3 separate regions of the Homo sapiens genome follow, and regions 2 and 3 are each linked to region 1. Evidence: read pairs that join two places in POLR2A ChIA-PET (ENCODE). Cell type or tissue: GM12878. All regions are shown on one strand. Links, peaks and the distances in the headings refer to the core of each region. The heading gives the core; the rest is flanking DNA. Region 1 overlaps PIK3R6 (phosphoinositide-3-kinase regulatory subunit 6). Region 2 overlaps PIK3R5 (phosphoinositide-3-kinase regulatory subunit 5). Region 3 overlaps PIK3R5 (phosphoinositide-3-kinase regulatory subunit 5).

Region 1 (9,908 bases), core at 2,628-7,627:
TACAATACCATTTACAATAGCTCCAAATTTTTTTTTTAAATAAATATTTAGGTGGGGCGCAGTAGCTCACGCCTGTAATCCCAGCACTTTGGGAGGCCGAGGGGGGCAGATCACAGGATCAGCAGATGGAGACCATCCTGGCTAACATGGTGAAACCCCGTCTCTACTAAAAATACAAAAAATTAGCCAGGGGTGGTGGCGGGTGCCTGTAGTCCCAGCTACTCGGGAGGCTGAGGCAGGAGAATGGTGTGAACTCGGGCAGTGGAGCTTGCAGTGAGCCGAGATTGTGCCACTGCACTCCAGCCTGGGTGACAGAGCAAGACTCCATCTCAAAAAAAAAAAAAAATAATAATAATAATAATAAAATAATAAATAAATATTTAGAGATAAATCTAACAAAACGTGCAGGAGCCATATGATGAAAACTATGAAATGCTAATTAGATAAATCACAGAAGACCTAAATAAATGGAGAGAAATACTGTGTTCATTGTTTGGAAGACCCAGTATAGTTAAGATGTCAATTCTCAGCCAGGCACAGTGGCTCACATCTGTAATCCCGGCACTTTGGGAGGCCAAGGGGGGCAGGTCACGAGGCCAGGAGATCAAGACCATCCTGGCTAACATGATGAAACCCTGTCTCTACTAAAAATGGAAAAAATTAGCTGGGTGTGGTGGCATGCGCCTGTAGTCCCAGCTACTCGGGAGGCTGAGGCAGGAGAATCGTTTGAACCCAGGAGGCGGAGGTTGCAGTGAGCTGAGATCATGCCACTGTACTCTAGCCTGGTGACAGAGAGAGACTCCGTCTGAAAAAAAAAAAAAAAAGTCAATTCTCTCCAAAATCATTTACATATTTAAGGTAATTCCAATAAAAATACCAGCAGGATTTTTTTTTGTAGATACATATAAGTCAATTCTAAAGTTTATAGGGAAAGGCAGAGGAATTGGATTAGCCAAACAGTTTTGAAAATGAATAATGCCTGAGAACTCACACTCCTTTATTTTTATTTTTTTTTGAAACGGAGTCTTGCTCTGTCGCCAGGCTGGAGTGCGATGCGTGATCTTGGCTCACTGCAACCTCCGCCTCCTGGGTTCAAGCAATTCTCCTGCTTCAGCCTCCCAGGTAGCTGGGACTACAGGCACACGCCACCATGCCCAGGTAATTTTTGTATTTTTAGTAGAGACAGGGTTTCACTATGTTGGCCAGGCTGGTCTTGAACTCCTGACCTCGTTATCCTCCCGCCTCGGTCTCCCAAAGTGCTGGGATTACAGGTGTGAGCCACCACGCTCAGCTTCGCACTCCTTATTTTAAGAATTACTATAAAGTTATTAGTGAAGGGCTAGACACATAAATCAATGGAACAGAACGAAGAGTTCGGAAGCAGGCCCACACAGATATGGCTAATTGATTTTTGATAAAGTTGTAAAGGCAAGTCAATGGAGAAAGGAGTCTTTTCAACAAATGGTGATGGAACAATTGATCATCGATATGCAAAACAAGAAGCAAAACCTTGACGTAAATTCCAGACCTTACACAAAAATAAACTAAAAGTGGACATAGATTTGAATGTAAAATTCAAAACAATAAACTTTTAGAAGAAAGCATAGGAAAAAATCCTTGTAACCTCATGTGAAGGAAGAAGTTTTTAGATACAATACCAAAGCATGATCCATAAGAGGAAAAACATGACAAATTAGACTTCATCAAAATTTAAAACTTTGGTTTTATGACAGATACCTTTAACAAAATGAAAAAACGGGCCGGGCACAGTGGCTCACACCTGTAATCCCAACATTTGGGAGGCCAAGGTGGGTGGATCACCTGAGGTCAGGAGTTCAAGACTAGCCTGGCCAATATAGTGAAACCCCATTTCTACTAAAAATACAAACATTAGTTGGCTGTGGTGGCTCATGCCTGTAATCCCAGTTACTCAGGAGGCTGAGGCAGGAGAATCACTTGAACCCGGGCAGCAGAGGTTGTAGTGAGCTGAGATCGTGCCACTGGACTCTAGCCTGGGTGACAGAGCGAGACTCCATCTCAGAAACAAAACAAAACAAAACAAAACAAAACAAAACAACAATAAAATAAAATAAAATAATAAAATAAAATGAAGAAGCAAAGTATAGACCTAGAGAAAATATTTGCAAATCACATCTGACAAAGAAAAAAAAAAGAAAACTAGGATAAATAAATAACTCTCAAAATTCAACAGTAAGAAAACAAATAATACTCCCCAAATGGGCAAAAGATCTAAATAAATACTTTACTAAAAAAGATATGTGGATGGCAAATAAACACATTAAAAAAATGCTCAATGCTATCAGCAGTTTGGGAAAGGCAGATGAAAACCATGAGATCTCACTATATGCCTATTAGAATGACTAAGATTTTAAAATGAGCAATAGAAAGTGCTGGAGAGCACACGGAGGAACTGAAATTCTCTCTTTTTAAAAATTATACTTTAAGTTCTGGGATACATGTGCAGAACGTGCAGGTTTGTTACATTGGTATACACGTGCCATGGTGGTTTGCTGCACCCATCAACCCGTCAGGAGGAATTGGAATTCTCATACGTTACTGGTGAGAATGCAAAATGGCACAGCCGTTCTGGAAAACAGTTTGACAATTTCTCATAAAGTTATGCGTCACTTACTGTATGATCCCGTAATCCCTAGCTTTTTCCTCCAGAGAAATAAAAACTTATGTTCACACAAACACCTGCTCATGGATATATATAGCAGCTCTATTCAGAATGGCCCCAAACTGGAAACAACACAAATGCCTTCAGTGGGTACGTGAATGAGCAAACTGTGATACACCCACACAGCAGAATCCTCGGCATTAAAAAGAGAACTACGTGCAACGACACGCGTGAATCTCAGAGACATGCTGAGTAAAGGCAGCCAGGCGCTAAATCCTGCATGCCGTATGGTTCCATTTATATGACATTCTAGAAACGAAAATAAAAACTACAGGGTCAGAAAATAGGTCAGTGTCAGATAAAGGAGTCTTTATCTCTTTTTTAGTCAAACTTTTAATTCTGAGATAACTGTAAATTCCCATGCAGTGGCAAGAAATAGCACAGAGTTTCTGGGTACCCTTTACCCAGTTTCCCCCCAGTGATAACATCTTGCAAACAATGTTACTGTATCAAAATCAAGATATTGGTCAGGCGTGGTGGCTCACGCCTATAATCCCAACACTTTGGGATGGTGAGGCAGGTGGATCACTTGAGGTCAGGAGTTCGAGACCAGGCTGGCCAAAATGGTGGAACCACGTCTCTAATAAAAATACAAAAATTAGCCAGGCATGGTGGCAGGTGCCTGTAATCCCAGCTACCCGGGAGGCTGAAGCAGGAGAATCGCTTGAACCCAGGAGATGGAGTTTGCAGTGAGCTGAGGTCTTACCACTGCACTCCAGCCTGGGTGAAAGAGTGAAACTCCATCTCAAAAACAAACAAACAAAAAACCCCAGGATGTTGATGTCGATACATTTTATTCCGATTTCCCCAGTTTCACCTGTACTTGTGTGTGTGTCAGTCTCTTACCTTTTAATGATACACACTAAACTACAAAAAAAGTGATATTACTTACCCATAAACAGTGGGGTCACAGGTAATTTTTAATACATTTCTACATTTTCTGATTTCTTAATCTTAAGTATATTTGACCTTATTTTTTACTGTGTAACAGATGGCACACACAAAAGAAGAGAGCTAATATATTATGTTCAGGGACATAGTAATTACATGAACATCTGGGAGCCCGCCAGTCAATTTAAGAACGTTGTGCTGTGGGTTTAACGTAACCTTTGCACACCCCTGCCTGGAGCACCCTTCCCCCAGCTTTCCCCACAGCTGGCTCCCCCTCGACATTCAGGTCTTGTTGTCAATGTCACTGCCTCAGAGGCCTTTCCTGAACATCCTGTCCAAAATAGCCCTCCCTGTCACACTCTAGCACACTCTGATTTTATTCATAGCATTTATCAGTATGGAAATTTTTCCTGTCAGGCTTAGTTTTCTTGGCTAGTCATTAGAATGCGAACTCGGCAAATACTGGGATGGGGCGTGTCTCCTTCACTGCAGCATGTCCAGCATCTAGGGCAGCAGCCACTCAGTGGACAATGAATACCTATTTTAGATAAATATTTGATGAATGAATGAAAGTGAAGAATATTGCCAAAAGCCACGTGGCCATGAAGGATAGAACCAGGGCTAGAGCCCAGATCTCAACCTGGGGCGTGGGGTCATGGCCACTTCCCCTGACGTCCGCATGCCTTCCTTTCCCCTCTGTAAACCTCACAGAACCCCCCTCTGTCTTTGTGAAATAAAATGAACACAAACTTCTGTCTGGGGCGGCCTGGGTTAATAATGAACACGGGGCAGCCTCGAAAGAAAAGAAATCTCACAGATAAAGACTAAAAGAGAAGTGTAAGATACCAGGAATTTTTGTGGCAAATGGAGAGTGCTTCTGGGCTGATTTTTAATTGAAAGTAAAATTCCCCTTTGGGAGGCTGAGGCAGGCGGATCACAAGATCAGGGATCGAGACCATCCTAGCTAACATGGTGAAACCCCGTCTCTACTAAAAATACAAAAAATTAGCTGGGTGTGGCGGCAGGTGCCAGTAATCCCAGCTACTTGGGAGGCTGAGGCAGGAGAATCGCTTGAATCCGGGAGGCAGAGGTTGCAGTGAGCTGCAATCGTGCCACTGCACACCAGCCTGGGCAACAAGAGTGAAACTCTGTCTCAAAAAAAAAAAAAAAAAAGGGAAAGTAAAATTCTAAGAAACTTTACCAGTAACTGTCAGAAAGCCTCCCTATTCATTTGCTCATTCCTTCATTCACTCACGCATTCACTCATCAAACATTTATTCAGCGTTTCTATATATTTGTGCAGGTGCTGCTTCCTTGCTCCTCCCACAGGAGACCTTTGTGGTCGATTTCCTGTCCTTTGGGGCTGCTGACCACACCAGTGTGGGGGAAGAGCCCCCAGGGGATGAGCTTGCACGTAGACAGGAAATGGAAATAGAAGCAGCTCATTCTTAAAATGCATCAACATCAAATGTGTCTTCGTTTCAGGAATGAGAAGAATTTTTTAGGAAATAAAGCTTGCCCTTTCAAGCACCAAACCATGCCTCTGAATGTTTTCTCAATTAATCTTTTTTTTTTTTTTTTTTTTTTTTTGAGACAGTTTTGCTCTTGTCGCCCAGGCTGGAGTGCAGTGACGCGATCTCGGCTCACTGCAACCTCCGCCTCCTGGGTTCAAACGATTCTCTTGCCTTAGCCTCCCTGAGGCTAGGAATTACAGGCACCCGCCGCCACCCCTGGCTAATTTTTGTATTTTTAGTAGAGACAGGGTTTCGCCATGTTAGCCAGGCTGGTCTCGAACTCCTGACCTCAGGTGATCCACCCACCTCGGCCTCCCAGAGTGCTGGGATTAGAGGCGTGAGCCAGGCGCCTGGCTGTTTTCTCAATGAGTCTCAATGGAAGCTCATTGTATGCACCGTGCCATAAAACGGTGGCGATGGCAGGAGCTATCAGTAGGCGAGGGTAGCCCTATCCTACATTGAGTGGCTGTTACTGTTTGACTTCTCATGTATGATTCCTCATTTCAGCAGCACCAGCTGTGTTCTGCACTTAGTGGGTGAGTGGAGGCTGCAGTCCAGCCCACCGCTCTGCTGGCCTTTTTGTAATTTACTCAGGCAGGGAGGGTGAGGTTTTGCAATTCATCCATCCAAAGAGGAACTTGCTGTAATTTGTCTACTCAGAGGGGTGCCTCTTTCTGATTTGAACAAAGTGCCTTCTGTGTTGGCTGCAGCCCTGCCTGGGCTGTGTCTGCTCCTCCACCCAACTGCCAGTTTGCTGAAGGCTGGGAAGCCGGAATAAGCACATGCAATTGTCTTGTATGTAAAATGAAGAAACAAAGCCTGAGAACTGATCAATGAAAAGAGCATCAAACTTCCATCCATGGACTTGCAACTTCTATTTGCTCAGAGGGCCCTCTGGCTGTCTTCTGAGTTCCTGGCAGTGTTTTGGGTGGCTGAGGTTGGTGAGTAAATCAAAGAGCCTCTTCAGAACATAATCCATGGGGCAGAAATTGCACAAGACCTGAGAGGTTAGAGATGAATGAATGAGACATAGTCCTTGCCCCCTGGGGTGCGTGGTCTACCAGTCTGTCACCTCATAATGACCGCAGGGTGGCTGTACTTGCCCAAGACCCCTGGAACAGACGTCACACACCTATGGCCCACCATTAGCACACTGAAACTGTCTCACCGCCCCATGCACGCAGCATGCTTGTGATGGTTTATGTGTCAACTTGACCAGGCCAAGGGAGGCCCAGATGGCTGGTGAAGCATTATTTCTGGAGGTGTCCATGAGGCTATTTCCAGGAAAGATGAGCATCTGAATGCAGGGAGTGAGTCAAGATCTGCCCTCAGCCATGTGGGTGGGCATCACGTGATCTGCTGAGGGCCTGAATAGGAGAAGAGGGAGGAGGAAGGGCAGATGTGCTCTCTGTGCTTCAGCTGGGACATCCATCCTGCCCTTGGACAAAATCAGCGCTCTTGGTTCTCCAGCCTTCGGACTTGGACTGAGACTGACGCCGTCATCTTCCCTGGTTCTCAGGCCTTTGGACTCAGACTGGAATTACACCACTGACTTTCCTGGGCCTCTAGTTTACAGACCACGGATTACAGACTTCTCAGCCTCCACAATCACAGGAGCCAATCCCTGCTAATACATCCTTTTGTTCTCTACCCACTCCCCACCCACCTCCCAGTCTCTCTCTCTATCCTATTTGTTGTGTTCCTCTGGAGTGGCCTGACTAATACAATGCTTAAGAAGACTAACCATTTCGCAGACTCATGTAAGAGACTCTCAGAGACTTTGCTCTGTCTAGTATATTTTTAAAATTCACTTTTCACATAAAAAACCATGCGTATGGTAAAAATCTGAAAGGCACAGATAGCTATGCAGTGAAAAGCCAGACTCCTTCTTAGCTATCCTCTGGCCCAAGGGTCCCCAAACCCCAGGCTGCGGATGGGCACTGATCCGTGGGCCGTTAGGAACTAGGGACACAGCAGCAGGTGAGTGGCTGGTGAGCCACCAGGACCGCCTGAGCTCCGCCTCCTGGGGCGGGGGGCGGTGTGGGCATAAGATTCTCATAGAAGCTCGAACCCTATTGTGAACTGCGCATGCAAGGGATCCAGGCTGCCCGTTTCTTAAGAGAATCTAATACCTGATGATCTGAGGTGGAGCAGTTTCATCCCGAATCCATCCCCATCCCCAGCCCCAGCCCCAGCCCCCTTCCCCACCCAGTAAACCCCTACCCACCCCCAAACCCCTTCCGTGGAAAAATTGCCTTCCATGAAACTGGTTCCTGGTGTCAAAAAGGTTGGGGACCACTGCTCTGGCCCATCAGTTTCCTTCCCCAGGAGAAGCCACAGTTTTTGGAAATTTGAATCTGTGGCCAACATTTAAAAGTCATATTTCATATAAAAATCAAGATTTCCAGCTTTTGCTTAAAATAAGTAACTGGAAGATCTAGCAACACCAGACCCACAATCTCGTGTGGCAACAATTAGCTGGAGTTGACATGCAGCTTCCCTGTAGAAGGGCCATGTGCTCCCCAGGGCTTCAGTGTCCCTATTGAGTTCACAATGGGGACTCTGAAGCCGGGGGCAGTGCCAGGCACACCACACCAGCACTATCAGCCTGTCCACATCATCATTTATGCTACCTATTGGGCTCTTGAAAGCAGACACGGGCCGGGCACGGTCACGCCTGTAATCACAGCATTTTGGGAGGCCAAGGCAGGTGGATCACAAGGTCAGGAGTTCAAGACCAGCCTGGCCAACATGGTGAAACCCCGTCTCTACTAAAAATACAAAAATTACCTGGGTGTGGTGGTCCCAGCTACTCAGGAGGCTGAGGCAGGAGAATTGCTTGAATCTGGGAGGCAGAAGTTGCAGCGAGCCAAGATCGCGCCACTGCACTCCAGCCTGGGTGACAGAGTGAGACTCTGTCTCAAAAAAAAAAAAAAAAAAGAAAGAAAGAAAGCAGACGTGTTGGCAATCCATGTTCTATATTGTGGTTCAAGTTGTGGTTCACAAAGAGAAAAGTTAATTGCAGAATGTCTGAAATGGGCTGGGCATTAGGGTTGCCACACAGGGCCCATAGAAGTCTTTCAACAAACACAGTGCATCTCTGTACTTCTCCCTAGCACCCGATGCCCTATACAGCAATCCTCCCTTATCTGCAGTTTCACTTTCTGCAATTTCAGTTGCTCAAGGTCAACTGTGGTCCAAAAATATTAAATGAAAAATTCTAGAAAGAAATGACTCCTAAATTTTAAATTGCACACTGTTCTGAGGAGCATGATGAAACCTCTCACCGTTCTGGTCTGTCCTGCCCGGAATGTGAAGCGTCCCTTTGTTCAGTGGGTGTACACAGTGTGTGCTACCTGACTGTAAGCCACTTGCTAGCCATCATGGTTATCAGATAAACTGTCGTGGTATCACAGTGCTTGTGTTCAAGTCACCCTTATTTTACTTACTCATGGCCCCAAGTTGCAAGAGAAGTGATGCTGGCAATTGAGATATGCCAAGGGGATGCCTAAGACCTCCAATAGTACTGAACCTGGCTGCTGTCAGTCAGCCAAGGAGAAGCTGTCAAGTGCTTCCTTGAAGTGAGTGAAAAGGCGAAAGTTCTCATCTTAACAAGGAAAGAAAAAAGTCGTATGTTGAAGTAGCTAAGATCTATGGTAAGAACAAATCTTCTAGCCATGAAATTGTGAAGGAAAAACAAATTTTTGCTAGTTTTGCTGTCTCAGCTGAAACTGCAAAGTTATGGCCACAGTGTATGATAAGTGCTTCATTAAGATAGAAAGGGCATTAAATGTGTGGGTGCAAGACCTGAGCAGAAATGTGTTCTGATTGACAGCAGCCAGGTTCAGTACTATTGGAGGTCTGAGTCATCCCCTGGGGGTCTTGGAGTGTGTCCCCTGCAGGTAAGGGGACTACGCTATTGCATTTGTTTATTATCTGGCTGCTGTCACTAAAATATAAGCTCCCCATGGGAAGGGGCTCCATTTTGCTCACTGTTGAGTCCCCATTACCTGACACTGTTTATACCACATGGAAGGCCCTTGATAAATATGCTCGAATGAATGAATGTCAGGCACTCATATGAAGACAAGGCAGAGTCACTGTCCCAAAGCTACTCTTGGGCTGGATGACAGAAACAAGTTTGTTGGGCATGGTTGCTACAATAAATGACACAGGAAACAGAGATTACTTTGATGCTCAGAATACTGCAAAGAAGACACTGGTCCCATAAGAAATGTGGAGACAGACACAATGGTGAGAAGGACATTGTGCCTCACTGACCTGGCAGCTACCTCTGTCACCTGGGGGTGGCTGATCTTTCTCGGGCCGTATCACGGACAGCTAAGGCTGCAATGTTTGACTGCTGCTTTTGTGCCACAAGGGCAATGTGCAAGGTACTGACCAATCAAACATGCCATGAGCATGTTTTAGATGAGCATGTCAGGGCTCATCTAAAAATTCCTCTCCCTCCCCCCGTAGCGCAAGAATACGACATTACAGGACAGCAATACACCATCCTCCGCCCACAGTCAGCAAGACTCCTGGCAGCCAAAATAGGCAGCGGGAAAGTGGCTGAGGGACAAATCCCAACAACCTGGGAGATGTCCTGTGGTCACTCCCCACCCACTGTGCCCACTCACTTACACTGCCCACAGCATTCACTCATGGTTTCACTTATTCCATAGTTCCTGAGCACCTTCTATGTGTCAGACATTGTTCCAGGTCCCAGGGATGTGGCAATAAGTTAAAATACACAAAATGCCTGCTCTCAGAAAGTTTGCACTCTAGTGGGTGTGTAGGGG
Region 2 (9,908 bases), core at 2,805-7,804, 100 kb after region 1:
TGAGGGAATGGGAAGTTGGACGCCTCCTTCTTTATTCATTGCACCCATTACATGGTCCAGCATTGAGGGCTTGCTTCCATCAACTTCCACAAGTCCCCACCATCTATCTGCTAGGCAACTCAAGTACCCTCTAGAACAGCCTTCTGAACCAACTCCCAAATGTCTCACATGCCTTGGACCTGAGCTACTTAGCCTCACTAGTTCAGAAATGTGTTTTCTTGATGCTTACATAAGGCTAGTCCTTGTTCAACTCCACCCATCATCTCCCTCCTCAACCCCACCCTTTAGGCCAAGCTCTGCCTCTCTCAAGTGGGAGGTTTTTATTAGCAAGTTCTTTAAAGGGCCACACCCTTATTTTTCTCTTGTTTTGCACAGTAAAGCAAATCCCCTCACACCAACAGCTATCATAGCACCGTGACCCACAGGCTAATGTGTTGAACTCACAGGAGCCTTTGCACCTTGGCCCTACCACTGGCCAGCTCACATTTGGCATCAAATGGGTTCAGAGGATGGATTCACCACTAAAAACAACCTCAGGTCTTCAGAAGTCAGGTGGTAAGAGTGAGCCCCATCTTTTGATCACCCACTCTTGGGTTACCCACCCACTGAAGAGGGGAAGTGGACTATATTCCTGTCCCCAGGGCCAAGAAAGCCCAACCCACCTTCCAAGACCTTTCCAGATACTTTTACTGAGGCCCAAGAGACAACAAGGGCTCTGGACACAAGCTCGTGTTTCTGTGAGAGCCATGGCAATGGTTCCAGGTTGGCAGGTGTGTGTCCTAGGGCTGCCACAGTCCTTGGAGGAGGCAGAGGGTCCAGTATCAGCCTCCTCAGCCCATTTCTCAGATATGCACGGAGAGAGTGTCACTCTCCATCATGCATGAGCTCTGAATTGGAATGGGGGAGTTATCGCTCCTGGGGAGTAATTTCCACCGCTCTCCCCTTCCCCCAGAAAGTGCTCTTTCCTCTGCAAAAAAAAAGAAAAAAAGAAAAAAAGAAAAAAGAAAAAGAAATAACTTTGTCCTTGCTTACTCTGACCCAAGCTCCCCCGGCTTGGGAGTGAGAAAAGGAAGTTTTTTGTTCTAGAGATTTCCACATTAGACTCAGAGGGAGGGCTACTTTTGTGAAAAATGCTTTGTATTTTTGCAAGGTGCAAAGGACCATATGCAAATTAATCAGTTAGTAATACTTTAATTTGCTCCCAATTTTTAAACCTGAATTTTACATCTCCCTTGTCCTCCAGGGTCAAGTAGGCCAGGCACCCCCTGGTGATGTTCGAAGAATCTCCAGAAATCCCTCAACAGTTTCTTCGCCTTACTCCCTCTGAAAACACAGCTCCTGATTGCCCTGATTGCCCCACAGCCTGGCACGGGCGGGACAGGAAGCCCCTCTGCCTTGTAAACACCGTGTTGCAAACAGACACTTCCCCAGGCTCTTATGCAGAAGCTGTCACCAGACTGGGAGTGGCTTGTTGGGGGAAGGTTCCCCAGGGCTTCCCCTGCTCTCAGACTTAGCTAACTGCTCATCTTAAATCTGACTAAATGGGAGGGTGGTAAGAAGATTCCCTGCCGGGTGCGGTGGCTCATGCCTTTAATCCCAGCACTTCGGGAGGCCGAGGCGGGTAGATCACCTGAGGTCAGGAGTTCAAGACCAGCCTGGCCAACATGGTGAAACTCCTATGTCTACTAAAAGTACAAAAATTAGCCTGGTGTAGTGGCGGGCACCTGTAACTCCAGCTATTCAGGAGACTGAGGCAAGAGAATTGCTTGAACCCAGGAAGCGGAGGTTGCAGTGAACTAAGATTGTGCCACTGCACTCCAGTCTGGGCAACAGGAGCAAAACTCCGTCTCAAAAAAAAAAAAAAAAAAAAGATTCCCAAGCAGAGGGTTCTCAGCACCTGGAGTTTGCATCTGGAGTTTGCCAGAGGCTCAGGGGTCTGAAGCAGCCCAGAGGAGGACACCTGCCTTGTCCCACAGTGGATCACAAAGCCACTGGTGTCTGAAGCCCTTGCAGTTGTGCACAGAAGACCAGTGATATGTCTGGAGGGTCCTTGAGGGGAGGATGACCGAACCCCACAGAGGTCTCAGATGGGGAGCAGCCCAGCCTGCCCGATCATCAGTCATCCAAGGCTGAGGCCCGGGCCTCTTCCATGCTGGCTGCTCGACCAGGCAATCACTCATTCAGCAAGCACTGATTGAATGACAAGTGCTGGCCCCTGCAAGGCACTGGAGAGTCAGCACTGAACAAAATGATTGGAAAGCTTCCCTCATTGGGAAGGGGATGAGTGAGGCAAGAACACACGTTAGGTCTTGGGAAAACTGAGTCAGGCAGTCTGGCTGGAGGAGAGCGTGATGATTCGTGGAGAAAGGAGTGGGACTCAACTTCGAAACCTGAACAGAAGACTAAGGACTCTGGACTCTCCCTAAGCAGTGGGGTGCCATCAAAGTATCTGAACACAGTGACATAGAAGTTTTCATAAGAAGAATCTCCTGGTGAAGAGAGGAAGAGCCTGTGGTCCAAAAGGCCCACCAGAGGCATATGGTAAATAAAGCCAAATTGGGTAGGAGAGAGAACAATGGGGAAGTGAGAGAAACAAGAGCCATGGAGAAAGGAAGCACCATCAAAACGGGCTGGGGAGTGGGGAACAAGGAAGATGGAGGGAGGACTCGGAGATGAGTCCAAGGTTTCAAGGCTGGGAGTCTGGTTTCAGCAGAGACAGAAATGGGGAAGTCTGCACAGGAAGCCTGCTTTGTGGATGCAGAGTTGGGCTCTGGATATTGCTCAAGTTGAAATAGGGCATCAAGTGAAAATAACCCGCATGTACTTGGAGGCCGAAGCAGGTAGATCACTTGAGCCCAGGAGTTTGAGAACAGCCTGGGCAACATAGTGAGACCCTGTCTCTACAAAAAACACACACAAAAAATTAGCTGGGCGTGGTGGCATACACCTGTAGTCCCAGCTACTCAGGAGACTGAGGCAGGAGGATCATCTGAGCCTGGGGAGGTTGACACTACAGTGATCTGTGATCGTGCCACTGTACTCCAGTCTGGGTGACAGAGTGAGACCCTTTCTCAAAAATAAAAAATAAAACAAAAATTTGTCGGGCATCAGACTTTATGGAGACTTCAAAAAAAAAAAAGATGCAGGTTGGGAAGAGACTATTGGAACTTGCCATTCCAGAGCCACCAGTGACCTGAAAGGAAGCCTTCCAGCAGAAGCATGGGCTAGAGGGTGGGTTTCTGCCATTGAGGTCTGAAGAGGGACTCATAGTCACTGGGAGTCCTGTCATAAGGTGGCACCATGAGGGAAGGAGCAGGTCCCCTCTCTGCTCAGCCCATCAGAGCAGCTCCCACAAGAAAACTCTTGGAGAGCAGGCTTTGAAAACTCCCAGGTGGTCAGAATCATAGAGTCCAGTTGGTCCAGGAGGAAACAGACTCAGCAAGATGAGGAAGTAATTAGGGGCCAGGACTAGAGATTACATCTCCTATTCCCATCCTGTAGCCCGTACATCACATCACAGCCCCCTGTGTTCTCTTAAGCACAATAACAGGCCAAGGAGAGCGCAGAGCTTTTCGTTTTCTCAAAATGAAACTCTCAACATGGTACAGAAGTGAATGCACAGTGCAAAGACCTATGAAACATTGACGTGAAAACCCCAAGAACAAGAGGACATCAATTCCCAGCTCAACCTGGAGGTGAGATAGGTTGGCCCCAAGATCTTATCTGGGACACTCACGGAGGAAGGCAATTTTGAAATGGTGTTCAATTAGTTTATTTTACCAAGTATCAGAAGGAGCCAAGAACAAGAGACCTCAAGAAAAGCCCATGCTCCCAGCAGAGGATGTGGGCGAGGATCCCAGTATCCATGAATGGCTATGGTTTTCTCACAGCCAAGGTGCTTCTGCTGCGGAGAACGGGCTGTGAAGCAGGGCTGTGGGGTTTCTGAGCAAACTGCCCAGCTTTGGGACCTGTTTATTCAAGGTCACTGAACTACTCAAACTCAAATCATGTTCTCAGAACAACCAGCGTTTACACAACCAGTCAGACATGGCCACCATGATTTAGAGAACTACAGGCTCTTTAAAAATAAGCTATATTGGTCTCCTTTCTCACGGCTATCATTTCCATAATATATAACATGTATTTTCCCTGCATACTTCCCCAACGGGAAACTAGCCACCACGAAGCCTCCCATTCCACTGTTGACCTGCTCTGAATTTCTCTGAGATCTTCCTTCTAGTGAGCTGGAGTCTATTTTCTTACAATTTTCCTTCTGTCATCCCTTTTCCATTCCAGAGAATGACACCCAGTTGAGAAGTCTTCACCTTTTTCAAAGGACACTGCTCGTCAAACATCTGAAGACAGATACTACTTCTCCTCTGTCTTCTCTTCTTGGAGAAAAACCTCGCTACTTCTTAATTACTTCATATTCTGTCATCGCTATCCTGGTCACCTATCTCTGGATATGAAGTGGTTGCTCAGCATCCTCCAAATGCAGCACCTGGAATTCACTCAAGGTGGATATGCCCAGTTCAGTGTGGAAATAGGCATGCTTGTTAGCTGAAGGGCATATAAAGTAAGGACCCATGGGACCTAGTGGCTGAACATTGGAAGCCAAGAATCAAAGATGGCTCTCGGGCATGAGCCTGGGAGCTCTGAGGTTTACAGATTTGTACCTGGGAGGACTGAGGAAGAGAGAAGAGAAGGAAGCTTGGGGAGTGGGAAGCCAAGAATCCCACAGTGGAAGACCTCAAGACTGGAGCCGTTCTCCCAGCTTCCAAGGAGCAGCTCATTCCCCGCTCTATAAGCTGTCACAGGGCGTGGGAGAAGGTAACGTGCTTCCAAAATCATTTGCAAAGTCAGTATATCAAAAACTGACAACGGCAGCACAGAAAAGGAAAATAGAGGTCAAATTCATTTCATGCAAAAATCCTAAAGAAAGGTGGGATGCGGTGGCTCACTCCTATAATCCCAGCACTTTGGGAGGCCAAGGCTGGTGGATCACTTGAGGCCAGGAGTTCGAGAGCAGCCTGGCCAACATGGTGAATCCCCGTCTCTACTAAAAATACAAAAATTAGCCAGGCGTGGTAGTGGGTGCCTGTAATCCCAGGTACTCAGGGGCTGAGGCATGAGAATTGTTTGAACCTGGCAGGTGGAGGTTCGCACCACTGCACTCCAGAGTGAGACTGTCTCAAAAAAAAAAAAAAAAATCCTAAAGAAAATCACAGCAAATCAAACCTAGCACAGTACTGAAGGAATAAAGCACCTTGACCCAATTGAGTTTACTCCAGAAATGCAGAGGGCTCAATATGTGGAAGCTAATGATCTAATGTGTCACATAAATCTATCACAAGGTGAAAGAGTACAAGAGTTTCCTTGCAGATGCTTTAAAAAAGTATTGGACAAATGTAACATCCATTCATGCTTTTAAAAATCCTTACAAAGGAGGAATTGAAGAAAACGTCCTTCACACATGGCACTTTACATCAAGGCACTGGTTCTAAAGAACTATGACCACATCAGAGAAACAAAGCCCCAAGCTCATGCCTGTCCCTGGGAACTTGGGAGGTTGCAGACTTTTGTGGCAAAGGAACAGTCATGCATGCCTCTCTGATCCGTAGACTGTTTATATTCATGTGTGTGGCCACAGACACCTTTTTTTTTCTCTCTCTCTTTTTTTTTTTTTCTGAGATGAAGTTTCCCTCTTGTTGCTTGGGCTGGAGTGCAATGGCGCGATCTCGGCTCACCACAACCTCCGCCTCCGTGTTCAATCGATTCTCTTGCCTCAGCCTCCCAAGTAGCTGGGATTACAGGCATGTGCCATCACGCCCGGCTAATATTTGTATTTTTAGTAGAGATGAGGTTTCTCCATGTTGGTCAGGCTGGTCTTGAACTCCTGACCTCAGGTGATCTGCCCGCCTCGGCCTCCCAAAGTGCTGGGATTACAGGTGTGAGCCACCACGCAGGGCCTTCTCTTTCACTCTTTAATCATCTTGGAAATGGGCTGAATTCAAAACTTGGTGAGAAATCCAACAACAGAGCAGTGGCCCAGTGTGCAGTCATGAGATGGCCCCCAGCACGCCGCTTCAGGGTTCTCACCAGTGAGTCGCTACCAGTGTCCTCTACACAGTTTTCATTATCCATCACTACCCCCAGCTTGCTTCTGACAACAGCTTCCTCCCACAGGGAGCTGTGCTGGGGATAATCCAAAGAAATCAGCACACAGAAAGTCATGTTTTCTAGAACAGGAGTTATTAACCTGGGTCCCTTGGTGAACTGCAGAGATCCAAGAAGACCTTAGAATTTTATGCAAAACTTTGAGCGAGAGAGACTGTGTGTGTGTGTGTGTGTGTGCACATGCATTCACATGTACATGTGTGCTTATGGGTGACGAGAGAGATGATCTTTCGCTTTCATCAGTTTTTCAAAGGGGCCAACTATCTAGAGAGAGTTTGAGACTCTCCTCGAAGAGTTGTCAGTGTAGATGTGATCTGGTTGCAGAACGCTCCCCCAGGAGGCTGGCTGGCTCGGCCAGGTTGGGTGGAAGTGGCTGTATGGAGATTTGCCTGAAAAGGGCCAAACCACCAAGCCATGCAGGAACAAATGCTCAGGCCAAAAACCCAGTGATACGTCTGCACAGACTTCATGGTTCTGGGGAGAAAGCTTTGGTGGAAGAAGGATATGGGAGCTGGACAAGTGACTTCCTAGATGAGACAGACAATCCAGATCAGGGCTTCTGAACCCTCCCAGAACAGCGGCTCCTAAGAGGAACAGAATGAAGGCCTGGCAAAAAATACGGTGGAGTTTTCTGTGGTTGGGGACTCAACTCCCTGAGCTGTTGATGGAGATGCACAAATGCAGAGGGCTCCTGAGCGGGACACGCTATCTGGTGATGGTCAGTGGAAAGGAGAAGAGAGGCCCCCCCATTAGTATTGATGACCTCAGCGTCCATAAGCTGGACCTTGGAATACGGGGAGGGGTGAGGAAGGTGGGAACGAGTCCCTGGTCTGTGTCAGACACTGAGAAGGGTGCTTGCCAGTAGTGCTATCATCTGATCCTCACAGGAGAGGGAGCCCACATACCCCACACATGAGATGTTGAAAAGAATGCTGGAGAGAATGCACTCAAAAAGCCCTTAGCAAGTATTCACTACATGGTAGGTATTAGTATTATGATTGTTATGATTCTCTTTTACTTTATATCTTTCAAGTCTCAACTCAAATATGACTTCTTCAGAGAAACCTTTCCTTAACCCCTCAACTATATTGAGTTCCCTTTCCATAATCTCATAGTATCCCATAATTCTCACAATTGTAATTGAACAATATGTGTGTTGCATGTCTTGTCTATGAGACTGTGAGTTCCACGGGGCAGGAACATTGCCTGTCTTGCTCAGTGTCCTCAGAGCTTGGCACATGCCTGGCTCACAGAAGGTGCGCTCCATGCAGAAGTGTTGAATGAACAAGTGAAATGTTAGCGATTAGGCAGGGGCCACATAAAGCATTGAGTGCCAGATTTCCATCCCACAGATGGGGAAACTGACATGCAGAGAGGTACATGGACTTAGCAAAGATCACGTGGCTAGGAGTTGGGGAGCCTGGCAGGAACTGGGCTCCATGTGAGCCACCTTCAGCCCTCACACCCCAGCCCTGCACTCTAACAAGGAAACCACACAAGCTCATTTGCCTAGGTCAACAACAACAACAAGACTCCTGAGGACATGAAAATGAAAAGCACACCACTCCCTCCGGGCCCCACCCCCAGCCCCCCACCCCATCCTGTGATCTGGCAACTTCTGCTGTTGCTGTGCATGGACGCCTTGCTTGTGAGATCCCAGGGAGTTTCAGAGTGACAGCCTGACGCCATGCTGAACATCAAGTGGCTAGGGTGAGCAGGCCATAGCTGTGCCAGGTCACTGGTCCCCCTGTAGGCCTGGGCGGTCAGTGCTATGGTGCGAAGACATAGAAAGCACAATGAAGAAGGAGGGGGCGGTCAGTGCTGAAGGGCAAAGGAAGAGCATCAGGGAAGGATTCAGAAGATGAGGCTTGAGCTGGGCTTCTAGGAGGAACTGGCAGTTCACCAGGCAGGCAGAGGCAGGGAAGAGCAATCTGGGGAGAAGCAACAGCACACGCAAAGGTGCAGAGGTCTCCTCAGGCTACAGGAGAGGAAGAAGGAGGGGTGGACCTGGGATGGGTGGTGGGTGTGGACCGTCTCTGGAAAGTCATGCAGCTCTGCAGCGTTTTCAGCTGAAAAGTGACTCACGCAGGCCGGGCGCGGTTGCTCACACCTGTAATCCCAGCACTTTGGGAGGCCAAGGCGGGCAGAACACCTGCGGTCTGGAGTTCGAGACCAGCCTGGCCAACTTGGCGAAACCCCATCTCTACTAAAAATACAAAAATTAGCCAGGCGTGGAAGCGGGCGCCTGTAACTCCAGCTACTCGGGAGGCTGAGACAGGAGAATTGCTTGAACCCAGGAGGCGGAGGTTGCAGTGAGCCGAGATCACGGCACTGCATTCCGTCCCGTGTGACAAGAGCGAAACTCTGTCTAAAAAATAATAATTTAAAAAAAAATGAAAATAAAAGTGACTCACGCAGATGTGTAATCTTACATCACCATGGCAGCAGGAGAGAAGCTCCATGGAAGCAGGAGTCTCCTGTGGATGCCGAACTCTAGGGCCCAAAGTCTAGCAAGCCACTTGATAGACTCAGAAGACTCAAGAAGGACCCAGGATCTTCTCTGTGCCATGAAAGTCATCCATTTCTTCCCATTCATCAGCCCCCAACCCCCTTTTGGGTGTAACTTGCTGTAGCTGTGACTCACTTATCTGGAAGTCACTTAACCGATAACCTCAACTATCCAGAACCTAGCTGCTATCCTACAAGCAAGCAACCAAACAAAAGCACCTCGTGGCCACAATTCATGCCCCCAAATTGTGTTGTATGGGGCATGCGCTTGACACCCACAGGAACACCTAGGCCACCACTTAGGCTTGGTCAATTCTGGTTAAGAGCAGACGCCAGAGTCAGCCCAGCTCTGGCACCACCTAAATGTGTGGCCTTGGCCCTCGGTTTTCTCATATGTGAAATGGGGGCAATAATTGTAGCTACCTCAGAGTGTGACTGTGAAGATTAAAGGACATGACATACTCAGCACAGTGCCCAACACCATGAAGTCATAGCCAAAGGAGAAAAGGACAGGGAGAAAGATGAAAGAGAACGAAGCATGAATGTACAAAAAGACACAGGGTACAAAAGAGAATGGCAGGCCAGAACCATTTGATGAAAATTTCAAGAAATTATTCAATCATATCCAACATGCTACATTTATAAATGCAAGCAACATACTTTACAAAGATTTCTTTTAAAACATAATACAATGAAAAGTTCTGATACTTAGAAGGTAGAGCTACTGGAAAAATTAATGTATGAAAGCTATGAGAACAACATAATTCTGTGTGGACCTGTGTATCGCTAACACATCCCCCAAATCTATAAAAAGTGCACTGTATTTAATAGAATCTAAGATGCCATCAATTGTAAGATGCACCGTTATTTTGTGTGGCAATAAGGAAGAAATATTGTTGCCTATTATAATTGGAAGATGCCATAAACAGTAAAATGCACCTTGATTTCAGTGAAATTCATACAATTAGCACATTCAGTGCTAAAATGTGAAAATATGTACATCTTCAAATTGATGAAATATTTTACTATGTAATATATGTTTGCTACGGGAGGGTATCATCTTCCCTTTGGGCAGAAGTCAGATGTACTCTTTCCTTTCTCTCCTCCCACCCCATCTATATCTGAGGCTCAAAAATCAAATTAAACACCTCTCCCTTGACTTGTTAAGGATCACTCTATCTTCTTCTTCCAGGAGCTTTCTCTGTTTTTTAAATTTTATTTTT
Region 3 (9,908 bases), core at 2,544-7,543, 66 kb after region 1:
CAAGGTTAAGCACAATGAGTTAACATAGACAAATGTGTGGAAACATTCCCAGTGCATAACAAACATTCAATATATGTTCTCTGTTACCTATCAGAGTTTCCTTCCTCTCCTCTCCTTCTCTCTCTCTCTCTTTCTTTCTTTCTCTTTTTTTCTTTTTCCTTCTTTTTTTTTTTTTTTTTTTTGGACGGAGTCTCGCTCTTTTGCCCAGGCTGGAGTGCAGTGGCGTGATCTCGGCTCACTGCAACCTCAGCCTCCGAGGTTCAAGGGATTCTCTTGCCTCCCGAGTAGCTGAGATTACAGGCATGCACCACCATACCAGGCTAATTATTCTACTTTTAGTAGAGACAGGGTTTCACCATGGTGGCCAGGTTGATCTCGAACTCCTGACCTCAAGTGATCCACCTGCCTCGGCCTCCCAAAGTGCTGGGATTACAGGCGTGAGCCACCATGCCCGGCCCAGAGTGCTTTCTTAACACACACATCTCACCTGCCCAACTCTTGATGTCTTCAGAACTAGGCCAAGAAATAAAACACCTCCTGCATGATTCTGACGCACAGTTAGACTTGGAAAGTCATGCTTTTTATTTTACACACACATGCATACACACACACATTTGACTCTAAGACTGGGAAGGCACCTTAGGTACCATTTAGTACAACATTCCCACTCTACAGATATGAAAACAAAGGCTCTGAGTGGTGAAGGGACTTGCCCAGATCAGACGGCAGTAAATCTGTAAGTAGAATCTGAGCCTGGAACGAAGGATAATCATGCATCCCTCTGCATAGATGAGGATCGCACTCTCCTTGCTGCCCAGCAGTGAGTGACTTCAGCTGCTCTCCTCAAGGCTATTTTTGGAATCCCTTTTCAAATTTCTTCCAGAGTTATTGGTCTGTTCAGGTATTGAACTTTATGTGTCAACTTTGCAAATTTAGGTTTTCTGACAATATCATTCACTTTAATCAAGATTTTAAAGTTAATTAGCAAGAATCAGAAATTCCTATATAATTTTTACAATTACTTCTGTAATTTTAGCCCTTCTTTTAACGTAACTTGTTTTCTTTTAAAATACAGGTCCATATGTATATTAAGTATTTTTTTTTCTTTTTTCTTTTTCTTTTTTTTTTTTTTGAGATGGAGTTTCGCTCTAGTTGCCCAGGCTGGAGTGCAATGGCGCAATCTTGGCTCACTGCAACCTCTGCCTCCCAGGTTCAAGCTATCCTCCTGCCTCAGCCTCCTGAGTAGCTGGGATTACAGGCATGCATCACCACGGCTGGCTAATTTTTGTACTTTTAGTAGAGACGGGTTTCACCATGTTGGTCAGGTTGGTCTCAAACTCCTGACCTCAGGTGATCCACCCGCCTCAGCCTCCCAAAGTGCTGGGATTACAGGCATGAGCCACTGCACCCGGCCTGTATTAAATATTTTATACTACTTCATAGTTCTTTCAATGTTTTTGACATTTACATTAAATGTAATAACTGTGATAACAGCAGTATTTTTGGACAGTGGCTTTAAGTTTCATTTATTTTATTACTCACTGTTTTGTTTTGTACCCTACCATTCCTACTTATAAGTCCTTTATTTTGGTTCATGTCTTGCTCACTCAAGTATTTCGAGTAGTTTCAGGACAGATATGTGGGTGAGGTACTTTCTGAGACTTTACATGTCATATGTCATTCATTCTGGCTCATGAATTATAGCTTTGCCAATTATAGAATTGGCATAATTCATAATTTTTCACCCTCGAAATGTTCATAGAAACCCAAGAAAATCAACTGAAAAATGGTCATACCAAAGAACAGAGTTAGGTAAAGTGGTTAGGCACAAATTAATATAGAAATCAATATTATCTAACTATGCAAATAAATTATGTTGGGGAAACAAGATTCCACTTCTAACAGCAACAAAAGTAATACAAATTTTTTTAAAAACTTTAAAAATATGCAATATTTTTATAAAGAAAATGTTTGAGGGACACGAAAAAGCAAAAGTAAATGGAAATACATATTCTGGTGTTAGGAAGATTCAATACCATAAAAAATTAATTCAAAAAGGATCAAAGATCTAAATGTAAAGTGCTAAAACTATAAAACTCTTAGAAGAAAAATTGGGGGAAGCTTCATCACATTGGATTTGTCAAAGATTTCTTGGATATAACACAAAAAGCACAGGCAACAAAAGAAAAAATAGTTAAATATCAAAATTTAAAACTCTGTGCATTAAAGGATACAATCAACAGAGTGAAAAGGCAAGCCATGTTATGGAAGAAAATATTTGCAAATCGTATATCTGATTAAGGGCTACCATCTTGAATATATAAAGAACTCCTGTATAACTCAACAACAAAAACAAACCACCCGATTTGTTCATTCTCCATGAGTTTCAGCCTGGAGAATAGGAAAGAAGGAGGGAAGGAGGGAAGGTGGGAGGGTGGGAGAGAAGGAGGGAGGGAGGGAGGAAGAAAAGGAGGAAGGTAATTATTGAGTGGCTGATCTGTGTCAGGTACTATGTTGGGCGCTTTCACTTAGTTTGATAATCATAATTGATTATCAAATTGATTATCAAATTATCAATCCCCATTGTCTTGGGAATTAACATTCAGTTAATCCCCAAGACATTGATTACTTAGTTTGATAATCATAATCACCCTGTGACATTATCATAATTATTCACATTTCCTGCAGCTCAGGGAGGGTAAGCCATTTATTCACTCAAGTTCCTATGGTCACAATTCCTATGGCCCGAGCTTGAAGTCTGTGCAAAGTTGGCGTGACTCTCAAAGCCCATGTTCTTTCCTATGTCGTGTTCATAGGAAGTCATTTCTACTGGTTTCTAGACACTTAAAGGGCTGAGTGTACTGTTTCGTCTCAGTGTTGTAATTTGAGGCTTCCAGGGAAGACGTCTTGCATAAAAATTGGCTGAGTTTCCATTGTTGGTGATTCATTCTCCTTGGGTTAGGGCTGTTCACTTCCTCTGTCCTAGCTTATTTTTCAAGATGTAAGATTCTTGGAGGATGATTTAGCCACCAGATGAGTCTGTTACAGCAGTGACGGTAGCTAGTGGGCAGGAGAAGGACTCTGGGGCCAGGAGAGGGAGGAAATGTGAAAAGGTAGGTGGACATGGTGTGGAGGTCCAGGGAAGGCAGAAGATGAAGTAGAGATGTACCAAAAGAAAGAAACACTGAAGAAGCAGAGGCAAGACTGCCCACTTCCCCCCATCTTTGCTCAAGCCCTTCTTTACCAAGGAAGGGGCACAGGAATGCCTGGGAAGACCACAGTTGTGGTCAAGACCAAGAAGAAATGGGATGAGGATGAAGGAGGGGAAGGAGAAAGATGCTAACGTGTACACAGCACTGACCCTGGGCCAGATACCATGCTTAGGGCTTGAAGCACATGATCTCATTTATTTTGAGCCACTCTAGGACACTCTGAACTTGCAGAGATGAGGAAGTTCAGCTCCTGTTGGCTAAAAGACTTTCCCAAGGACATACGGATAGCACAGAGAGGATTCGAACTAAGGTCTCTCTGGTCCACTCTACCCAGGTACAGTACCGAAAAGACAACAGGATGTACAATGTCACCTTTTCATATAATAATTTTAATAATAGCAGCTAATAGGAATTGAAAGCTTACTATGTGGCAGGCACCGTTCTAGGTGTTTCTATGAATTAAGTCATTAAATCCATGTGAGGTAGACACTCCTTACCCCCATTTTACAGATGAGGAGACTGCGGTACAGAGTATTCTCTCAGCTGGTAAATGAAGTATGCTGTAGGCAATTTAGCTTCCCCATGCAAGTAAGAGCAGCTATACTGGAGCCAGGGGTGGGCAAACTGAAATTACTGCCAAGCTGGGAAACCAGAGGAAGACTATAACAATAAAACAAGCAATAAGCTCCAGGCAGCAACCGAATTCTTTGGGCACCTGGGCTAAACCTTGGGCACTTACACGGGAGACTGTTTAATCCTACCACCTTTAAATATGGAGCCCATCTTAATGGTTAGACAATGTGCACAGGAGAATAAAGCAGCAAATGAATGTAAATGTAAAAACTCAAGAAAGGCCAATTACACATATATTGGCAGCTTTCTGGTTTTTCTGGATGTGGAAAAAGATTGCAGTTGTGACATTGCACCCTTCCCTTCCCTTCCCCTCCCCTCCCCTCCCCTCCCCTCCCCTTCCCTTCCCTTTTCAAGACAGGGTCTTGCTCTGCCTCCCAGGCCAGAGCGCAGTGGTGTGATCATACCTCACTGCAGCCTTCTGGGTGTGGAAAAAGATTGCAGTTGTGACATTGCAGCCTTCCCTTCCCTTCCCTCCCCTCCCCTCCCCCCCTCCCCTCCCTTCCCCTTCCCTTCCCTTTCCTTTTCAAGACAGGGTCTTGCTCTGCCTCCCAGGCTGGAGTGCAGTGGTGTGATCATACCTCACTGCAGCCTTGACCTCCTGGGCTCAAGCGATCCTCCTGCCTCAGCCTCTCAAGTAGCTGGAACTACAGGCACATGTCACAATGCCTGGCTAATTTTTTTTTTTTTTTGTAGAGGTGGGGTTTCACCATGTTGCCAGGCTGATCTTGAACTCCTGAGCTCAAGCAATCTGCTGGCTTCAGCCTCCCAAAGTGCTGGGATTACAGGCGTGAGCCACCTGCAGCCTGACACAGGCTGCTCACTTTCTACAGGTAGAATCATTTCTAGTTTGTAAGACAGATATGAATATTTCATAGTTTTGGGCAAGGAAGATTTTTCTCCTTCCAGAGCACTGTGACTTCTAGATGCTTTACTATCAGAATAAGTTTGGGGTAGACTGGTCCAATCCATTATCTTTTCCCTTGCACAGCTTTTCTTCTCTTCCAGAGTGATAAACCATTTACCACCCCGTCTTCTCTCCATTAATCCAACAGCAGGTCATTGTTCTCAGACACGGGCACATCTTCACTAGTCTCCTTTTTACTCTCTTTGAACTCCTGCCCAATTATGCAAGAAAAATCTCTCAAATTCTCCCCCTCCATCCCATTCATGAATATGCTTTAGAGCGAAACCTCTCTAACAAGAAAACAGATACTCATCAGGTTTGTGGACAGAACTGAAATCAGACACTCCTCCCGATACTTGGCCAGGTGTGGTTTTTACAACTTTTTATGAAACAAACGCTGATGTCAAGAGTCCCGTTTAGCCCAGTCTAGAACTCTCTAGATCTCTAATGGACAACTTACTATGACATTAGGGCATCAGGCACTGATGCAGTCTCTCCCAACTTCTCACCAAATATACCAGATAGATAGTTAGATAGTAGATGGATAGATAGATAGATAGTAGATGAATAGATAGATAGATAGTAGATGGATAGATGGATAGATAGATAGTGGATAGATAGAAAGTAGATGGATAGATAGATAGTAGATGGATAGATAGATAGTAGATGAATAGATAGCTAGATAGTAGATGGATAGATGGGTAGATAGATAGACAGAAAGTAGATGGATAGATAGATAGATAGTAGATGGATAGATAGATAGTAGATGGGTAGATAGATAGATGGTTAGCTAGTAGATGATAGATAGTAGATGGATAGATAGATAGATAGTAGATGGATAGATAGTAGATGGATAGACAGTAGATTGATAGATAGATGGATTGATAGATAGTAGATGGATAGATAGATAGATAGTAGATGGAGAGATAGTAGATGGATAGGTAGATAGTAGATGGAGAGATAGATAGTAGATGGATAGATAGTAGATGGATGATAGATAGATAGTAGATGGATAGATAGTAGATGGATAGATAGTAGATGGATAGATAGATAGATAGTAGATAGATAGTAGATGGATAGATAGATAGATAGAGAAAAAAGGAACACACATGCATACAATCCAAACTGAAACCAACACTGACAAGCCAGAATGAGGGATTGACATTATGTCTAAATCAGATGGAAATGGATTAAGAAAATCCAGGCTTAGGTTCAGGCCAAAATCTCTATAATAAGTGGGTACAGCTTGCATCATGGCTGAGTACATTTTGGTCCCCAAGTGGGTGTGCACTTTTTCCTTGGATGCTTCATCCCCTTTTGTCTTTTCCTTTAATGCAGATAGATGCATCACATTCACTGAGATGGAGAAGTTTGGGGAGAGGACAATTTGGGAGAGGAAAACAAGAGTCCTGCTTTGTCCGAGTTCTATCCCCTTCAGACCCCAATGGAGAGGTCTGGGCTACAGCTCTCTATTTGGGAGTTCACATGGTGCTGTGGTCACTGAGGCTGTGAACCATGTGAAGCGAGAAGAGTGAGGAGAACACCTCCAGTGTTAAGAGGTGGCACCGGAAGTATCACAAAAAGACACTGAGAAGATGCAGCTCATGAGCAGGAGGAGAACACGATGTGACAGGATCCAAAACAAGCATGTTTCAAGGAGGGAGTGAGGAATGCCACTGCAAGGTCTACAGCATGAGGGCAGAGAAGTGGCCACTGGATCTGGTGACATGGAGGGTTTGAGTGACCATGAAAGAACAAGTGCAGGAAGAAAAGACCAAATGGAATGGGCTAAGGAGAGAGAAGTGACAGAGAGGCAACTGCTTTGGGAAGCTTTGCTCAGAAGAGCTGGGTTTATGAAATGCCCCAGGATCCAAAAGAACCCTAAGGTTCTTCCAGTTTGAAAAAAAATGTCTATATCGATGTCAAAAGAAAAACTACCCGTATTAGTCCATTTTCATGCTGCTGATAAAGACATACCTGAGACTGGGAAGAAAAATAGGTTTAATTGGACTTACAGTTCCACACGGCTAGGGAGGCCTCAGAATCATAGCAGGAGGCAAAAGGCACGTCTTACATGGCAGCAGCCAGAGAAAAATGAGGAAGATGCAAAAGTAAAACCCCTGATAGAACCATCAAATCACGTGAGACTTATTCACTACCACAAGAACAGTATGGGGGAAACTGCCCCCATGATTCAGATTATCTCCCACCAGGTCCCTCCCACAACACATGGGAATTATGGGAGTACAATTGGAGATGAGATTTGGGTGGGGACACGGAGCCAAACCATGTCACTACCCAACATGGTTACACGTCCAAATGCTAACAGAAATTATATCTGGGAGGTAAAAATAGGAATAATTTTTATTTTTTATTAAACATTTTTCATAATATATATTTTATGCCTTGTTTTTTATCACATAGATAACAGAGGTTATATATATATAAATTAAAAAATGGTGCTGGGTAAGTGGAGTAGATATGCTTTTCCCTATTCCATTTGAAATACAACTACAAGCCCTGAACAATATATATAAAACTAACATAAGAGACCCTGAAAGAGAGAGAGAAGGCACACAGGCTAGGGACCCTGGGGACAAGGAATGGCATGGGTGAGTTCCCTGGCTTCTCTTTTTGCCTTATAGATTCCAGACTTGGAGCTGAACAGCCAGCAATCTGAAAAAATGGGTGCAGATTTAAAATAAAGCCCTCACAAAAGCCTGCTCTCTCTAGCCAAAGCCTGAGGAAAGAGGCAACTTAGCAAGACAGACACTTTTAGACAATACCTGCTCTATTCCAGCCAAACTCCACAGGGAAAATTGTGGTGCCACCTCCACCAGCAAAAGCCAGTTAATCGGCTTAGACTTCCACCCTGGCCAGGCCGTAATGAGGTTCCCCAAATCCCCTGCCATGGCCACTGTCTGAAGAAGCCAAGTAGATAGCCAGGTCTTTTATCTCCATTAGCGGTAATTAGCCCCCTCCCACTCCACAGTGTTAGTGGACACCAGTGAGGAGCCTGGACTTCCACCCCCACCAGACAGTAAAGAGACACCTCCATGATAAGATGATGTCAGAGGAAGCCTAGCAGGGAGTCAAGACTTTTACCACTGCCCAGAAGTAATGAGGTCATCCCCTCTGCTGTGGTGGCATTGTAGCTGTAAGGAGGCACTCCTACCGTTTCTAGCCAGAGACGTATCAGTGGAGGCCTGTTAGAACTTAGATATGTTTTTTTTTGGTCCCACCAAGTCTCATGTTGAAATCTGATCTCCAGTGTTGGAGGTGGTGCCTGGTGAGAGGTCTTTGGATGGTTGGAGCCAATCTCTCTGAATGGCTTGGTGTCATTCTCATGGGAGTGAGTGAGTACTCACTCTTCATTCCTGAGAACTGGTTGGGAACCAGCTTAGTTCCCCTGAGAGCCTGGCACCTTCCCCCTGCACCCAGTTTCCCACCATGTGATTTCTTCACACCAGCTCCTTTTAACCTTCCACCATGACTGCATGTGGCTTGAGGCTCTCACCAGATGCAGATGTTGATGCCATGCTTCTTGTACAGCCTGCGGAACTGTGAGCCAAATAAACCTCTTTTATTTATAAATGACTCAGCCTTGGGTATCCTTTATAGCAGCACAAACAAAGACAAAACCTAATAGGTAGCTGGAACTCCCACTCTACCCCTTAGTAATGTCAGACAAAAGGTCTAACATTCATGTGATTGGAGTACCAGTGGGAGAGGAGAAAGAAGGCCGGGCTGAAAAACTACTTGAAGAAATAATCACTTAAAACTTGGCAATGGAGGCTGAGTGTGGAACCTGAAGAGGAGAACCTCCTGGGAGAGGAGAAAGAAGGCAGGGCTGAAAAAGTACTTGAATAAATAATCACATAAAACTTGTCAAATTTGGCAAAATATATAAAACTACAGTTTTAAGAGGCTGTGTGAACCATAAACAGGATAAAGCCAAGAAATACACACCAAGACATCTCATAGTCAAAATTCTGAAAACTAAAGACAAAGAAAAAATCTTGAAAGGATCAAGAGAGAAACAACACCTTATCTTAGATGAAATATAATTTGAATGACAGTGTACTTTTCATCAAAAATTATGAATGCTAGAAGGAAGTGGAATAACATATTCTAATTGCTGAAGGACAAGCACTGTCAGCCTAGAGTCCAATATCCAGCAAAAATATCCTTCAGGAATGAAGAGGAAATCAAGATACTCTCAGAGGGAGAAAAACTGAAATAATTTGTCACCAGCATCCCTACTCTAGAAGAATGGCCAAAGGAAATTCTCTAAACAGAAAAAAGGATAATAAAAGAAAGAAATCTTGGAACATCAGGAAGAAATAATAAGAAAGGGAAAAATCTGGGTAAATACAATAGATTTTCCTTCTCCTCTTGAGTTTTCTAAGTTATCTTAGATGGCTGAATAAAAAATAACACAGTCTGATGTAGCATTAAATGTATGCTGAGTAAATATTTAAGACAATCATATTATAAATGGAGGCAGGTAAAGGGAAATAAAGGGAGGTACAGTTCACTAGGACTGGTAAAATGATAACAGTGGACTGTGATAAGTAACAATATATGCAGTGACCATTCAAAAAGCTATACAAATAGATATATATAAAAGCATTACAGATAAAATAAAAAATGAATTCTAAAGAATGTTCAGTTAGTCCATAGGAAAAAATGCAAAACCAATAACAAAATAGCAGACTTGAGCCCTAACATATCAGTAATTACATTATATTTAAATGGACTAAATAAGCCAATTAAAAGACAGAGATTTGTAGTGAATTATAAAACATAACCCAACCATTTGCTGTCTACAAGAAACTCACTTTATATATAAATATATAGACAAATTAAAAGTAAAAGGGTGGGAAAATATATATCGTGCAAGCATTAATTAAAAGAAAGCAGCAATGGCTATATTAATATCAGATAAAGTGGAGCTCAGAGCAAAGAGAATTACCAGAAGCAGAGAGGGACATTATATAATGACATAAGGTCAATTCACTAAAAGACACAGCAAACCTAAATGTGTTCACACCAAAAAGATATGTGAAGCAAAAACTGAGAGAACAGAAAGAAAACATAGACAAACTCATAATTATAAGTGGGGACTGCCACAGTGGAATGCTATACAGCCAAAAAAA

Evidence for each region. Peaks named below come from ENCODE experiments on the same cell type or tissue, not always from the same donor. Only the 100,000 strongest peaks of a DNase experiment are listed, where the experiment ranks them.
Region 2: POLR2A ChIA-PET joins it to region 1 with 10 read pairs; 2 of 35 experiments call an interaction of 5 or more read pairs at or near these places.
Region 3: POLR2A ChIA-PET joins it to region 1 with 13 read pairs; 4 of 35 experiments call an interaction of 5 or more read pairs at or near these places.

What each region holds. Positions count from the first base shown.
Region 1 is chr17:8,853,154-8,863,061 of GRCh38, forward strand. All of the region lies in intron 1 of PIK3R6 (phosphoinositide-3-kinase regulatory subunit 6), which reads right to left. Among named protein-coding and RNA genes, the nearest start is that of PIK3R6, 9.6 kb to the right of the region's middle. RefSeq lists enhancers at 6,287-6,546, 9,167-9,246. In GM12878, for the core only: a CTCF peak has its summit at 5,999; DNase peaks (open chromatin) are centred at 2,848, 4,958 and 6,403; H3K4me3 peaks cover 3,954 bases; H3K27ac peaks cover 5,000 bases.
Region 2 is chr17:8,953,088-8,962,995 of GRCh38, forward strand. The region is part of intron 1 of PIK3R5 (phosphoinositide-3-kinase regulatory subunit 5); the gene reads right to left. Among named protein-coding and RNA genes, the nearest start is that of PIK3R5, 7.7 kb to the right of the region's middle. RefSeq lists enhancers at 1,595-2,096, 2,097-2,596. In GM12878, for the core only: no CTCF peak of the experiment used is centred there; a DNase peak (open chromatin) is centred at 3,584; H3K4me3 peaks cover 2,611 bases; H3K27ac peaks cover 4,897 bases.
Region 3 is chr17:8,919,727-8,929,634 of GRCh38, forward strand. The region is part of intron 1 of PIK3R5 (phosphoinositide-3-kinase regulatory subunit 5); the gene reads right to left. Among named protein-coding and RNA genes, the nearest start is that of PIK3R5, 41 kb to the right of the region's middle. In GM12878, for the core only: no CTCF peak of the experiment used is centred there; a DNase peak (open chromatin) is centred at 5,085; H3K27ac peaks cover 1,010 bases.